Regions from separate parts of the Mus musculus genome. Here region 1 is linked to region 2. The links are chromatin loops, found by intact Hi-C in ENCODE. Cell type or tissue: heart. All regions are shown on one strand. Links, peaks and the distances in the headings refer to the core of each region. The heading gives the core; the rest is flanking DNA.

Region 1 (8,330 bases), core at 219-8,218, 740 kb before region 2:
CCTCTCAGACATGCCCGTAGACGAGTTTGATCTGGACAGTCCTTTGGCATAGATTACAGTCACCTGTAATCTATGCCAAGCTGGCAGTGAAAGCATTAGTGCCTTTAGCCAAGGCCTCACCTAGTAGGAGCCAGCTAGCTCTTTGGTATCTTTGCTATAAGGTTACATGAAGACTTTGGTCACCTTCCAAAGGCCCCACTTTGCAACATTGTCACATGGGTGATTCAGCGACCTGATACCCTGCAAGACAAATGCTTCTTCAGTAGCGGGTCCCTTCCATGGAATAAGACCTCCTTCCTCCCTCCAAGACCACACCACGCTTGTGTCTGCATTTCTCCAGAAGTTGCGGGGCCTAAGGCATTCTTGTCCTCCTTCCAAGAATGTCTTGCTTTTGAGCTATAGAATAGACGATTCTGGAAAGCAACTGGGTTCAAGGCATTTATGGGAGAAGGGCTCCCTGGGTGGCCTTGGATGAAGCCAATCTCATGTTTTTCCTGCTGTACTTGTCAAGAATGACAAGAATGTCTACTGGGCAGGATGTCCTGAGATAAGAGTTGTCTGAAACTGCCTGTACTCTGTCATGCCCCATCCCCACCCAGGGCGAGCCCAGGGCAGGCGGGCTGAGTTTTGAGTCTCTCCAGCTGCAGTGTTAAGTGGGAGCAGCATATGAGATGCTGTCTGCCTCAGTCACTGTGTTGAGCCTTGGAAGACCCACTAGTCTAGTTGTGACCCCTGGAAGTCTCAGGTCATTTCATGTGATGTGATGTGACGTGTGTATGTATGTAAATGTAAGAATATACATGTATGTGGCAAAATATGTGTATGTATATATGAGTATGTATGGAGAAAGCAGATATGTGTGTTGAGTGTGTATAAGAGTGTGAATGTGTGTGTGGGAGGGTGTATACCAAGTTACTCCACAGATTTCAGGCTCCCACAGGGTGGCTTGTTCCTAGAGCAGCTTCAACGGACCCTGCAGTGGGTCCTGAATGTTTCTTCAAGCAGGTGGTCGCCCTTCAGAATCTGATCTGCCTGGTGGCCATGTGACCTCAGTTCTCGGATGGATTCAAGGAAAGTTACAATTTTGAAGAGGTGTCTGTCTCTCTTTCCGGCAGGGAGGGAGATGCTCTGCCACAGCCGCCCATTTTCTAGGGAAATGGAACCTCCTGGGAATCAATCTCTTAAGACTCAGGAACTTTGATTTGTTTCTAACAAAGCGACCATATGGAGCCTCGAATGAAAACAATACCATACACAATGTTTCCAAAGAGAGAGAGACTCACACACCTGCAGAGAGTGTACTTAGAAAATTACAAAATACTGAAGGGCAGAATCAGAGAGGTTTTAAGTGGCTGACTGTGCTCCTGGATCCGAATTAACATAGGAAAATGGCAGTTCTCCCCAGATGATCTACATTTTTAGTGCAATTCCCATAAAAATCCCAGAAAAGCTTTCCATAGGCATAAAAAACAAACCAACCAACCTATTTTAATGTCTATGTAGAAAGGCACAAGCCCCCAGATCATAAAGCCCAGGAGAACAAAGTGGGGGAATAACTTGAATTGATAGCTATGGAAACCTAGTCAGTGCTGTGCTGGCAGAGGGGTAGACATGGAATGGACAGGCATCCTGCTCAGAGCAGAGGCAAAGGGATTGCCTGGTGTGTGAGGTTCTGGGTTCCATCCCTAGCAACCCACCCCCGACCCCCCACCCCCCCACCCCCCCACCCCACAGGAGAGGAATAGACTAGAGAAACCCAAAGCAGTAGCATGCAGTGGTGCTCACCAGCAATCCCAGCCACCAGGAAGCAGAAACAGGGGTATGGGGAGTTCACAGTCAACTTCAGCTGCAACCTGGGCTCATGAGACTCTCAACTCCCTCTCCCTCTAGGTGGGCATGCATGTGCAACAGTGGCTCTCTGCCTGTGGGTCTTGACCCCTTTGGGATCAAATATCAGATATTTACATTGTGATTCGCAACAGTTGCAAAATTATACTTATGAAGTAACAACAAAATAGCTTTATGGTTGGAGGGGGTGGGGGGTGGGGGTGGGGGTGGGGGTGGGGTGGGGTTCGCCACAGCATGAGGGACTGTATTAAATGCCCTGGCATTAGGAAGGCGGAGAACCGCTGATGTGGAAGCCTGAGGTTGGTTGATTTTGTGAATTATCTCCCATTGCTCTTTTACCTTCTTCACTGAGGCAGGGTCTCTCAGTGAGTCCCAGGAGCTTGTGGGAATGGCAGTGCACTCCCTCATGTTGTACTGGCTACTTTTAAGTCAACTTGACACAAGCTAGCTTCTCTTTGGAAGAGGGAACTTCAACTGAGAAAATAACCCCACTTGACAGGCCCCTGGGCAGGTCTGTGATGTATTTTCTTTCTTTTTTTCTTTTTTTTTTTTTTTGTGATGTTTTTTCTTGATTGATGAATCCTTAGTCCTGAGGGCCCAGCTCACGGGGGCAATGTCACCCTTGGGAGGTGGTTCTGGGTGCTATAAGAAAGCAGGCTGAGCAAGCCATGGGTGAGCAAGCCAGTAAAAAATATTCCCCATTGCCTCTGCATCAGCCCTGCCTCCAGGGTCCTACCCTGACTTCCCTTGGAGTTGTAAGCTGAAATAAACCCTTTCCTCCCCAAGCTGCTTTTTGGTCATGGTGTTTTATCACAGCAATAGACCCCTAACTAAGACACATAAACTCACAAATGAAAACATTAGCACATACTCTCTCTCCCTCTCCTCCTCTCTCTTCCTCTCCCCCCCACCCCAACACTTGCAGGTAATGAGCTATGACAGAAAGGTTTGTCCTAGCTCATGGCTCTGGCCCAAGGAGCAAAGAATAGCTCTGCAGATGGCTTTGTTGACAGAGTTCTGGTGTGGCACAGGTAAGATACAGGAAGCAGGTGGCAGAATCGGCCACACTGGTTCTTACAGCAAGCCCACTCTTCTGAGAAACTATTAATTCCTTCAAACTCCAATCTCACAAATAAGTCTATCTACACAGTGGGGGTGGAGCCCCAGCCACCTTGTGATGGTCCCACCTCTTAATGGAGTACCATGAGGATTAAATTCAACGTGAGATTCTGGGACAAGGCATACTGGTGCCACCCGCATAGGGGTATGTGGTTTTATTCCTTTCCCATGTTAGTAGCAATTGATGGGTTATTGACTAGCCTTGCTTTATCTGTGTAATTGCTTATTCCCCTGCCCCGTGCACGTGTGTGTGTGTGTGTGTGTGTGTGTGTGTGTGTGTGTGTGTAAGCTCGAAGTTGACATCAGGTGTCTTCTTCCTTCCTTAGTCTCTTCTCTATTTATTGAGGCAGACTCTCTAGCTGAGCCCAGAGCTTGCTAATTCCACCTAGTCAACTTAGCCAGCTTGCTCCAGGGATTCCCCTGCCTCTGCCTATAGGAGTTGCAGAAATTACATTTTAGCTAGCCAGCTTTTAGTTTCTTTCTCCTTTTGACCATAATTCCATGGAGGTCAGGGCTAGGGCTGGACCTGCTCTGCCCATAAGAACTGCTCAGCAAGCACAAGGCACTGTCTATACCGTGAAAAGCTAGCAACCCTAATGTCAAATCTAAGGGCTTGCACCAGGACACTGGATCCTGGTATTCTTCTTTCTCCCCTACAGGCCAAAGTCCCCGAGGGCGGGAGAGCACCCAGAAGAGGCCTGAAACCACAGCCTGAGTGAGGGCTGGTGAGATGCTGAGATGGGTGGTGCCCCTGCCTCCTTGCTTGTCCCTGGGGAAGCCTGGCCCCATCTACATCCTCCTACCCCAGGGGAACTAGGTACACAAAGCCCTATCTGCATTTCTACCAACAGTAGCATTTTACTTTGTAAATGCCATCTGCTCAAGTATAGGGGAGCTGGCATCGTGGCAGCTCCCCTATACTTGAGTGGTCTGCACCTTTGGGGCGGTGGGTGTTTACCTGTCTGTGAATTTCTCCGCAAAGGACTTTCCGGACAGTGATTAGAACTTGCGCCCCCTGTCAAGTCGGGTCTCAGGCAGGTGAAGAGTCTGGCTGCGTGTTCACCGCTCTCCACCAGGGGGCGCCAACGCTCCGCGGAGAGACCACGCTCAGACCGGCTGAGGCTATCGCATCCCCTCTGCTCTGAAAAATAAAGTGAGATTGTGGAAGGAGACTACTTAATCTTTTAAATCCCAGTTCCATAACACAAAACCTCTCTTTAGACTTCATGGGTGCACACGTGGAGAAAGTAGGGAGTGCTTTTCCCTAACTGGGCTGCCTAGAGCCACTCATAAGCAAGGGCTTGGATTTAATGACCCCTCTCCCTTCAGAGATCTGAAGCTGCTAAGGAAGTGTGTGAGCCACCGTTCATGCCCCCTCCTCTCCATGTTCTGTAACACAGGCATCTTGGGAAACAGATACCTCCTGCTCCCTTCCTGCCTCTCTAACATCCTTTCTCAACCCCGAGACTTCAGAGGTGGCTGGGCACAGCCAGAGGTCTTGCCCATTCCCAGATTTTGTGTATCTGGACAGTGAGACAGCCATCTGAGTCCAAGGTTGGATCTCTCAGGATGTGCTGTGCAATCAGGTGCTCTCCCCCTACTCTTCCAGCCCCCACTGTGGGCCAGGCCTTCTGCTGCTTGCTAGGCACAAGGCAGGAAACAGGGAAGCCAGGCTTTGTCTCAGGGTCTGCCTTTCCAGGGGTGGGAGAGATGGTCTAACTAGTGAGCACCAGTTACAGATAGTAATGATAGAAGCCACAATGGGAACTAGGCAAGGCCATGCACATCTGCAATCCTAGTTTGTGAGAGGCTAAGACTGAAAAATAGCAAGTTTGAGGCTAGCCTCGGTTACATAAAAAACATCCTGTCTTAAAAATTAATCGATTGGGGGACTGGAGAGGTGGCTCAGCAGTTAAGAGCACCGACTGCTCTTCTAGAGGTTCTGAGTTCAATTTCCAGCAACCACATGGTGACTCACAACCATCTGTAATGGGATCTGATGCCTTCTTCTGGTGTCTGAGGACTGCAACAGTGTACTTGAATATGTATGTATAATCATTTTTTTAAAAGAATAAATTTCTTTTTAAAAACCAGCTGATTCATTGATTGATTAAGTGGAGAAAGGCTAACGATGCAGCGTTTAAGCCATGAGCTGGGAGATGCGGCCTAGCCACATCGAGGCCAGGCAAGCAGGAGCGACACAGAAAAGGAAAGATCAGAGTCGTTCTCCTGAAAGCGTCTGTGGTGCTGGGTGGGATCTGTTGGGAGCCCGAAGTCCCTAGGAAACTGATGGCATAATTCAGGGGGTCTATGGGTGGACGTTACAGCAGGGTTGAGAGGGAGGAGACAGGCAAGGGTGCTGGCTGGTGGACAGAGGCACCTTTGACCAAGGTGTGTGTGTGTGTGTGTGTGGTGGGGGATGGGGGAGGCTTGCATGAACTGTAGGCAGAAGGCAAACCAGAACAGAATCTTGGACTCCACCCCTCCTCCTTTGCCCTGCTCTGGGGTGGGGGTCAGTGTGGGAGATGGGAGTCGTGAGTGGGTGAGTGAGTTGAAGTTCTACAGGCAAGTATTGGGCTCCAGATCTCAGCCTGGCCTCAGATCACACTGGTTGCATGGCAGACCTCATCCTTGAGTCCAGATGAGGCTGAGAACTTCTCAGCTGCACCAACTCTTGGAAAACCCCTGCACCAGAGCACTCTGGTGACCTTTGACCTCCTCTTCCAGACCCAGGTGAGGGCTGAGGCAGTGGCGGGGAATGCCAGTACAACGAAGCATCTTTATCTTTTGACCTCATTTCTAAATTATCCTCCACACAGAGAACAACATGATTCTTGTGCACCTAGGAAAGCGGCCACGGGAAGTCTGTAGCCAGTGACCTAGCCTGCATGGGTTTCACATGGCCTAGACACCCTTTGCCTGGGCAGGCTGGAGAGGCCTGTGGGACATTCTCTTTCTTCGAGCTTTGTGGGACTCCTCCTTCAGGTCCCATCTCCTTTAGTGCAAGCGAACCTGGCTGAGCCATCTCCTTCCACTCTGGGGCTGTCCCTATCTGAGCTCACTACTCATCCTGCTGGCTCCACCTATAGATGGAGCACTGGGCTTCAGAGGGTACGGTATGTGCAGCCCGCCCAAGGTCAGGTAGCAAGCACATGCCCTTAAACTTCCACTGGTATTCACTGTGATGGTCACAGAAGATGCTGCTCAAATCTACCGTACAGCAGATCACCTCTGAATAGCAGGAAACCACAGCTACTCAAAAAGATCACACACATCTCTTTAGAGGACCAAGAAAACACCCAAGTGGGGCCTGGGCACGAGGCTGGGGTTACATTTAAAACCCTACAACATGATTCTGAGATCCCCTTCCCAAAGTCAGCTCTCTCTCTCTCTCTCTCTCTCTCTCTCTCTCTCTCTCTCTCTCTCTCCCTGGAAATGCCTGGGAAATGTCAATGGCAGCCCTTCCCTCCTCCCTTGAGTCGCATAGCAGCTCAAATATATTATACATATTAAAAGAATATATTCTCTGGCAGCCCTGAAGGGGATAATGAAACCTATATATATATATCTATATATTTATACACAATGGATTGTCTGGGAATGCTCCAAATATCCCTCCAGCTGTGGCAATCCTTTGATATATGGTGCAGGACTGACGCCTCCCCACCAGCGCCTGGCGGGAGACATTAAAGATTAAAAAAAAGAAAAAAAAAAGAAGAAGAAGAAGAAGAAGAAGGAAGGAAGCAGAGAAGGAGAAGAAAAAGAACACAGCTGCCTTCGCCTGTGGCTGTACAGCAGGAAGCTGTGTTTAAATATTAAAACCACCCATCACCCAGCCCAGCTGTCCACCCCCTCCAGCGGCCTGGGACTGCGCGGAGCCTCCTATAGCTTTGAGAAAGTGGGAGCTGAGTGCAGACTGTGGAGTCCAGCCCTAGTGATGGACTGGGGGTGGGGGAGTGGGGGTGGGGTGGGGTTCCAAGTCAGACCTCCCTCAGCCTTCAGGCTTGTCTGGGTTCGTCTGGGGGAGGGGCCTGCTGTGGGAGTGAGGGAGGCTGCAGACAGTTTGAGGATTCTTCCTGAGTGGTGCTTTGTCTTGGTAGGACCTTGTCCTACACCCTGAGAGATCTGGACATTTCAGAGGCGTTTCTGACATTACCTGCCACTTTGGGGGCATCTCTGAGGAGTAGGGGAATCCTCTGAATGGGCAGAGAATTCTTTTATCTCACTGCTGACTCTTCGGGGTCCCTGGCAGGGTGTGACTTCTTTTGTGTCTCCAGTGTATACCGGAGAGGCGCCTTGTAGCTGTCTGTTTATGATCAGGGGCAAAGGAAGATTTGCTCTGTCCACCAGCATGATTAGAGGCGTTCAGAGTCGAGCTTTGGGAAGGGTCTTGCTTAGAGACAAGCTCTGGACACTGAAGGAATTCAAACAGGTCAAGGGAATGAGGATGCTAGCGAGAAGTTCAACAATTGATGGGAGCCGGCTGTGGCGTCCCCTCTGGTCTCACACGTCTGTGATTCTAATTTCTGGTGATTATAGAGAACTTCTGAATGGCTGGGGAGAGGGAGAGAGCAAGCAGTTCCGGACCCTTCGTGCCTGTGGAAAGTGTTGGCACATGGCCTTGCTTCCTAGGTGCCTCTTAGGGTGAGTTCATTCCAGGGTTAAAAGACACAGTCTACATCATCAGTTTGGATGCACACCAAATACTTTTTTTTTTTCCTTTTCTGAGACAGGGTTTCTCTGTGTAGCCCTGGCTGTCCTGGAATCACTCTGTAGACCAGGCTGGCCTCAAACTCAGAAATCTGCCTGCCTCTGCCTCCCAAGTGCTGGGGTTAAAGATGATGCGCCACCACTGCCCGGCTTACACCAAAATTTCATCTCCTCACTTGGAAGGGCAGAGATTAGTTCCTGCTCCAAAGAAAACAGCAGGCAGGCCTGCCATACCCAGCCAAGTGCAAGCCCTGTGCAGACTCAGGCACAGATCTTCCACCAGGGTTTGTCAGTACGGTGTGAATGATGTTAGGAAGGACATTAGTTCACTCAGTCTCTCTTGAACCTAAATGTGAGCCTCTTCAGGCCGGGATGCTTGATGTATGATTACAAAATCTAAAATTTCTGTAAGTGAACAATCTTGAGCCCCGGTGAGCCCTGGAGAGTCAAGAAAGCTTTCTGGCCGATCGCGGTGGGTAAGGCTGCCACCTGTCTGTCTCTAACCTCAGCTTTCCAGAGGCAGAGTAGCAGCTTTTCTGAAGCAGGTAGAGTTTGAGGACAGCCTGGTCTACATAGTGAGTCCTAGGTTAGCCAGAGCTACATAGTGAGACCCTGCCTCAATAAACCAAAATGAAACAGACAGACAGACAGAC
Region 2 (8,330 bases), core at 255-8,254:
AAGCAAATATTCTTCACAGTTGGAAACGATGGCAGACAAGATTAAGGTGCTGACAGATCCAGCGCCCCGTGAGGGTGTCTGTCTGGTTGAAAGTTGGCTCTCTTTTCGTTGCACCCTTACTTGATAGAAAGCAAAGAGTCAGAGAGTCAGTCTCTATCTCTTCTTGTAAGGGCACTAACCCCATGGTGAGGGCCCCATCCTCCTGACCCACTTATCTTGCAAAGGCCCCATCTTAAGAAACCATACACATATGAATTGGGAGTGCAGATATTCTTATACCTCTCCCCTTCACACTGACCTTCCTTCATCCCTCTTACCTCCTGTTTGTCAGCCCCATGTTGACACCCATAGCATCGTACACCATCATTTGGACTTCATTATACCAGCAGAAATATACTGTGGGGAAGCAGAGGGTGTGATGTTTATGAACAAGGATGGGTACCACAGACCCACCAGAATTGGCAAAGCCTTCCTCTGGTCTGTGTGGGAATGTTAGCAGAAGACATGTTATACAGAAGTCATGGTGGCAGCTTCCTCTTTCAAGATGTTTACAGCTCCAGTGTGCTCCCCTACAGAGACTAACCACCAAGACTAGCCAACCCCTCCTTCTCCTGCTGGACGTACATAGTAGATACTCTGAGATTCTGGGTTCTTGTATAGTTGGTGCTGCTCCATCAGAGCCAGCATGGCCCATCTAACCCCAGCCTTTCTGTGCATGTGTCCGTGTGTCTGTCCTCTCTTCTTTCCTTCATTACCCCAGTCAGGTTTCCAGAATCAAGCCGTGCTGCATGGACCAATAAAGCTCTGATACAGTTAGGCCCTGAGATTGGAACTTGTCTCATTCACAAGTGTTGGCTTTAGTTAATACAAAATATAAAAAAGGATGGACGGAGACTTGGAGGCAAGAGCATTAAGGTATGGGAATTGCCACCTTTTGTAGTAAGTGCTCAGCAAATGGGAGTAACCCTTCGTTTCCCTCAGGAAGAAAGCAGGCATCTACAACCAAATAACCTCTCCTAGTTCACAATTCCAGTAATGTTTGTCATTACCGCTGCAGTTCGTTTGACAGCTAATGGAGGTGCAGGACTGGGAATTGCTGTTTAAGTGCTTTGCCATCTCTTTCCCCTGTGTTTTATGTCTACATCCTAAATAGATTATAATTGCCTTGAGGGCAGGAAGCAGGCGTTACTGCGTCTTCTGTGATTCAGGGCAGGGCTGGTTGGGCCATGTGTACTGTTGATTTGAGTCCCCTCATTTAGTCCAACGCTCCAATCCTCCTGTGGTACGGAGCTGCCCTGGGCCACGAGCCTCCCGTTTATTGCCAGCTGTAAGTGATCTCTAATGCGCACACCGCACACGCTCAGCTGCCCCTGTCTTCCCTACAGACCACTCCTGTTCAGAGCACAGACACCACCGTAAAAGGATTAGCCACTTTGTGCTCACTCTTTCAGAGGCTCTGAACTGTCTGGGGACTTCAGGAGAGAATTGGAAGGTCTATAGGCTAGGAAATGTCAAGTCCAGAGGTGGGAGCCCAAGACCAAAGGCAATAAGAATAGACCTTTCAGAGGGTGACCCTGAACCAAAGCTTGCACAGGTTTTGGCCCTTCCCTTTCGGCATGCTCCCCTGCTCTGGAGCACCATAATTCGAGCCAGGCTCACCTGGCACTTCCCTTACCACATCCCAGGTTATTCTTCTCCTCAGACAACTCTGTCTCCTTTTACTGGCAAAGGAACCTGAGAGGCCAAGGTCCAGCCAGAAAAATCTCAAGATGTGCCCGGTGTTGCTGGGTGTCATTGCCTGTGGGACTTGTGAGTGGGCAGAACAAGGATATTCATGCTTCTGTGTTTGTCCATCTATGTGTGTATATACGTATATGTATATTTATTTAGTAAAAACCATGGTTTTCTTTTTTTAAAGGTTTATTTATTATATGTAAGTACACGGTAGCTGTCTTCAGACACTCCAGAAGAGATTCAGTTATCATTACAGATGGTTGTGAGCCACCACGTGGTTGCTGGGATTTGAACTCAGGGCCTTTGGAAGAGCAATCGGTACGCTTAACCACTGAGCCATCTCTCCAGCTCCATGGTTTTCTTTTTGTTTGTTTGTTTCTTTGTTTCTTTTTTTTTTTTTCCAAGACAGGGTTTCTCTGTATAGCCCTGGCTGTCCTGGAACTCACTCTGTAGACCAGGCTGGCCTCCAACTCAGAAATTCACCTGTCTTTGCCTCCCAAGTGCTGGCATTACGCCCAGCACAACCGTGGTTTTCTACCACCATTCCTGATTCCAACCCAACACTACACAGAGTTCATTCTAGTTCTTTCTTATTTGCCTATTTTTGAACTCGGAGCCTCACAAGAGCTAGGCAAGGGCTCTACCACTCACCTATACCCCTCAACCCTCCTTATTTGTAACTTTTTTTTTCTTAACAGAGAACCCTGGCTCTCAATAGTCACAGTTCATTTTACCAAAGAGCTCAGTCGCCATATACTGGTATTTACAGAACAGATCTGTGCATGATCCTTTTAACAGACAGTCTTACATCCTCCAGTCAAAATACTGTCTTCAGGGTCTCAGCTTGCTCATCAGTAACACGGGCTCATGTGGCACCCCTCATTGGCCTTTGAAATCACTTGAGAGCATCAGAAAGAATGTTGACATCATCCGTCACCCATCTTGGATGGATCCTTGGCTCCTTCCAACCATTTCCGGTTGGTTCCCAGACATTAATAGCCTTTGTAGTCAATTCTTGACATTTGTTTTCTTAAGCTTATATTTTTCAGTAAATCACCCTGCTTTTAAAGGAAATTAGCATTGAGTTTCTTTTTCGATTTATTTATTGTATGTATATACGTACTCTATCTGCATGTGCACTAATGTGTCAGAAGAGGACATCAGATCCAGTTATAAATGGTTGTCAGTCGTCATGGGTTGCTGTGATTTGAACTCAGGACCTCTGGAAGAGCAGTCAGTGCTCTTAACCGCTGAGCCACCTCTCCAGCCCGCATTACATTGTTTTAAGTACTCTAGTTTTCCAGTTCTCTACCAAAACATGCTTGCTTGGCTAAGAGAACAGTGTTGCCTAGTAGGATTTGACCATAGTACTTAGACATAGGAAGGGGTGATGCTGAACCCACCTAGCCTTGGTTTGACTGTGCTGGCCCCACGGACGTGGACAATCACGTGACTCCTGGAAAGAATTCTAGAAGTTGAAGCGATCCCCGTGGAAGACAGTGTCACTAGCTGATCTGTGATCTTCCAAGTGGAAGCTCTGGCCTCACCCCTCTGCCCACCTCCACCCTGCACCTCAGAATGGGACTGTGATTGGAGACATATAGCCTTTGGGAATTTGACTGAATTAAAATCCAGCAATCGGGGCACCTGGTCCAATCTCACCAAGCAGGAGTAGAGGAAATACAGGTGAGCAGAGACACCCGGGTGCTTACGCCCAGGGAGACAACAGCATGAGGCCAAGGAGAGCGGCCTCTGAAGAATGGGTCCCTTCCAAGGCCTCCATCTCTGCTTCTAGTCACCAATCACCCAGGCTGGGGCAATCTGCCATGGCGGCCCTGGAGACCCTGTAAAGAGGGCCTCTGCATTTTGCTCTGCCTATTCTTTTTATTTGACTTCTATCTCCAGTAAATATGCACCCATGCATTATTTATGCAATTAAAATGCATATTAACTGTCTTGTGCTTATTCTTCTGTCCTCCATGCTAATTGGACTTCCTCTGAGTATATTGTTTTGGCCCTCCTTAGGCTGCCTCGTGGCGCCCTCTAGAGGCTGTGGCCCAGAACGCAGCTCTTCAGTTAATCTTATTTATTTTAGTGAAGGACCGGGATTCATTCGTTTCTTCCTGTTTTCAATCCGTCTTTTCTCACATCTATTTTGCTGCTCTCTTTATGTCTTTATGAGTTGAATTCATCTTTCATTCATCTGTTTTCTTCTTTTTCAGAAATGACATTTTCCTTTCAATTCGATCTTAGCTGAATCGCATCACTTTAAAAAAAAGATTTATTTTTATTTTATGTGTATGAGTGTTTGTCAGAATGTATGTCTATGCACACATGTGTGCCTGGTGTCTGCAGAGGATGTGGGCTGCCAGGTGGGTCCTCTGCAAGAGCAGCCAGTGCTCTTAACCCCTGAGCCATCTCTCCAGCCCTTGGATCTCATCACTTTTGATGCAATGTGTTTTTGGTTTGTTTCTTTTTTTCTCATTTGAATTTGAACTTGCAATTTTGACTTCCCGTTGCTCTCACATGGAACTGAAGAGGGGGTGCCAAGTGTTTTGGGTGTTTGGTCTTTGTGTCCTTTCTACTGTTGATTTAATTTAAGGTTGACTGATTGTTAAGTAACATGGCGTCTGGTGTTTCTATCATGGGAACACACTGTGTTAGTCACTTGTCTTGTTGCTGTGACAAAACACCCTGATAAAGGTAGTGTACAGAGAGAGGGGGTTTCTTTTGGCTCACAGTTTGAGGGTACAGTCATCATGGTTTAGAAGTCGGGATGCTGGGAGCTTGAGGAAGCTGGTCACATTGCATCTACAATGAAAAAAAGAGATGATCGCTGGTGCTTAGCCTGCCATCTCCTTTCCATTCAGCCTGGTACCTCAGGCTATGAAGTGTTGCTCCCCACAGGAAAAGTGAGTCGTCCCAACTTAACCTAATCTAGATAACCCATCACAGCCAAACCCAGAGGTTTGTTTTCTAAATGATTCTGGACCCTGTCAAGTTGACAATGCACACCATAGATCACCACAGCCCCAGTCTGCCTTGTAAACGCTTCTGTGTGTCTCTGTAAGGCATGGCCACTCTGTGCAGGTCACTTGCTGTGACACTACCTTGTGCAGTGGCCTGGCTGGCTGTTCAGATCAGATCCCCAACCTGACCTGTGACTGCAGCTCACACTTAGTCCTCTGTCACCCTTGACTCAGTGTGGACTTGTTGACTTGTTCATTCAGCTGGACTTATGCAAGAGTGATGTTGGTCATTTCGATTCTCTCCCTCCTGTGCCCTAGGTGGCAGATAAGGTGAGGCCCACAGTACAGATAAAATCACAAGAGACAAATAAAATAAAATCAATAACAAAAAACTAAAAATTAAAATATAAGGCCAGGCAGTGGTGGTCCATGCCTTTCATCCTAACACTTGGAAAGTAGAGCCAGGAAGATCTCTGTGAGTTTGAGACCAGCCTAGTCTATGAAGTAAGTTTCATCCAGGAGTGTCAGGGATATTACACAGAGAAAACCTGTTTTGGAAAAATAAAGTAACTAATTAAAATAAAATACATTTAAGAGTTGTCTGAATCACATAAAAGTGTCCACCTTGGTGGACACTGTGAAATATATGCCAAGGTGTGCCGGGTAGTTATGACATGCAACAGATCTGGTGTAAGGAGGTTTGTTAGGGCAAGGGAGGAGATTGGCAACCTGGAGAATGGGTAGAGGCAGCAGAGTAGACATGCAGACGGATAGGAGCAGAGCCATGAAGGCAGAGAAAAAGATGGGCACAGACAAGAACAAAAACTATAGATTCCCTTTTCCTGTCTAGAGGCAGTGACCGTCCTGTGTCACTGCTTCCCAACATATGTCCCTATCTGGAGTCTCTGACAGTTTGCATCCTGTGAAATCTCAGGTTTGTCCAACTTTCTTCAGTCTCTCCTTCCGACTGTGGCAGCCAGATTCTGCACAGCGGGTTCTTCCTAAAGAAGTCATCATTTCCAGAAGGCTCGGAAGTGACAGACACAGATGGTCACACATATGAAGACCAAAGATAGGTACCAGCCCCTCCTGCCTGGTTTCATCCAAGGAAGCTCCCACAAAGAGTTGGGCCCATTGACTGACTGTCCTGGGGCCTCTCCATCCACCAGTGAGATTCAGAAATGATGACCTGCAAATGGACAAACTGCCATTGGGACTGGATCTCAAGTTCTGTGGAGTCTAGAGATCGGCTACCTCTCTTGACCTCTGAGGTCTCTTCACTCAATAGATCTCATGAGATTTGTCCCCTAGGCTCCAGAAAATCAGTAAGGTCAGTTGTGGCATAAAAGAGCCCCTCCAGTTCATGGCACTGAAACTGAGATCAGACTTCAGGCTGGGCTTAGAGACAGGAACTCACAGGCAGTTCCCTTTCTCTCCCCCTGTCCCCGAGCCCCCAGGGATGCTTCAGCCACATCCAGCCTCTTTCTTTGTGGTAACAGGACAATGGCAGCTGATCCAGCCTCACTTTCTTCCATTTAGGAGGTAGCATTTAGAAAGTGAGGTGATGATTATGATAAGAAACGTTGCAAAATAAATGTGTCAGAGCGAGAGGGGTGCAGGAAAGACTTCCCCCAAATGGCTCAGTGGTGTCATGTAAGTTGTAGACTGTGGATTCGTGGAGACCTGCGAAAAGGAAAGATGTCTACCTGTCTATGGACATTTAAAATGTAAAGAGTAATTAACTGACCAGGAATGATGGCACAGGACTGTAATTCTAGCACTCCCGAGATAGTGTTGATGGACCTCTATGAGTTCAAATCCAGCCTGCTCTACATAGTGAGTTCTAGGCCATAGTGAAACCTTGTCTTAAAAAACTAAAATTAAAAAAAAAAAATTTAAAGACATAAGCAATGTGTGATAAGGAGCAATTTTCAGTGAAAGGACTGTTGGGGATACAAATTGTAAGACTTGTGGGCCCAAGCTGAGCATGGTGGCGCACACCTATAATCCCAGCATTCGGGAGGCAGAGGCAGGCGGATTTCTGAGTTCGAGGCCAGCCTGGTCTACAGAGTGAGTTCCAGGACAGCCAAGGCTACACAGAGAAACCCTGTCTCAAAAAAAAAAAAAAAAAGACTTGTGGGCCCAAAGATGGCTGCTATCTAGAGAATATTAGCTATCCATCTGGACACAGAATGTTGGCTCTGTGTGTTAGGGTTGCAATTCCAGTGTGAATGTGCTAGGCTAGCAGCTACATGGCCTGGACATGGACACCTGCACCCACAGCCCTGTCTGGCTATGCTCTCTCCCAGCATGCACTGGTGGCAAGCAGTGTCTGTCCATCTCACGCACCATTTCCCTCCAGCTGTTCCTCAAGCTCTGAGATTGGCGTAAGTGTTCCCAGGGCAACAGCAATGCATGAGTTCTCCAATACAATGCTCAGAGAAAGCCAGACACAAAGGACCTTGTGCTGTGTGCGCTCCATTTATGTAACTTTCAAAAATAGGCAACGCAATCTATGCAGTCTGAAGTTGGGACACAGTTTCCTTAGAGCAACGACTGAGCAGACAATAAGGAGAACTTACAGGGTGCAAGTCAATCGCATTTCCGGATCCCAGCAGCTATAACCGCATGCCCACCTTATGAAAATGTTTAGCAGGCTGGAGAGATGGCTCAGAGGTTAAGAGCACTGACTATTCTTCCAGAGGTCCTGAGTTCAACTCCAAGCACCCACATGGTGGCCCACAACCATCTATAATGCATATAATTCCCTCTTCTAGTGTGTCTAAAGGCAGCTACACTGTACTCATATACATAAAAAGGGAATAAATATATCTTTTTTGTTTGTTTGTTTTCTAGACAGGGTTTCTCTGTGTAGCCCCGGCTGTCCTGGAACTCACTCTGTAGACCAGGCTGGCCTCGAACTCAGAAATCCACCTGCCTCTGCCTCCCAAGTGCTGGGATTAAAGGCATGTGCCACTACCACCCAGCGAATAAATATCTCTTTAAAAAAGAAAATAAGTTGTTTAGCACTGTACTGCCTAGAGCATGCATTGTGTGGCATAGTCCAGCCAGGATCTCCCGTCTGGTCTCCAGGCTGGCTTCTCATCATTCATTCACATTTAAGCTTAGTTGTGAGTTGGTTGGCCTTTAATTCTAGTGCTGGGAAGGCAGAGGGATATGGATTATTGTGAGATAGAGGCTAGCCTGGTGTACATAGAAAGAAAGACCCGATCTCAAACAAATAAAAAACTTTATTATTGGTGTGCGTGCATGCCTGTGTGTGTGTGTGTGTGTGTGTGTGTGTGTGTGTGTGTGTGTGTGTGATTATGTATATGTTCCAGAGATTGAACACAAGTTGTCAGGTTGTATGGTAGTCCTTTCTCCTGTTGATCCATCTCATCCCTCCCCCAATTTTTGCATGTTTGTCTATGTTCAAATGTACATGGGTGCATGTGTATGCATGAAGACCAGACAATATCCTGAGATGTCACTCCTGAGGAGGTATCTCCCTAGTTTTTTCTTTTTTAAAGACAGAGTTCTTTTACTGGGACTGAGGCTGATTCTAGGCCAGGCCGGGAGCCCCAGGAAGCTACCTGTCTCTGACGCCCTAGCACCGAGATTACATCT

Evidence for each region. A loop is a pair of places that touch in the nucleus more often than their neighbours do. Peaks named below come from ENCODE experiments on the same cell type or tissue, not always from the same donor. Only the 100,000 strongest peaks of a DNase experiment are listed, where the experiment ranks them.
Region 1: it touches region 2 in a loop (4-fold over the local background); 13 of 42 quality-filtered maps call a loop at or near these places.

What each region holds. Positions count from the first base shown.
Region 1 is chr2:157,601,175-157,609,504 of GRCm38, forward strand. No RefSeq gene overlaps it. Among named protein-coding and RNA genes, the nearest start is that of Platr27, 8.0 kb to the left of the region's middle. In heart, for the core only: a CTCF peak has its summit at 4,038 (motif pointing right); a DNase peak (open chromatin) is centred at 607; H3K27ac peaks cover 460 bases; H3K27me3 peaks cover 3,132 bases.
Region 2 is chr2:158,336,606-158,344,935 of GRCm38, forward strand. No RefSeq gene overlaps it. Among named protein-coding and RNA genes, the nearest start is that of Snhg17, 21 kb to the right of the region's middle. In heart, for the core only: a CTCF peak has its summit at 3,785 (motif pointing left); no DNase peak of the experiment used is centred there; H3K27me3 peaks cover 796 bases.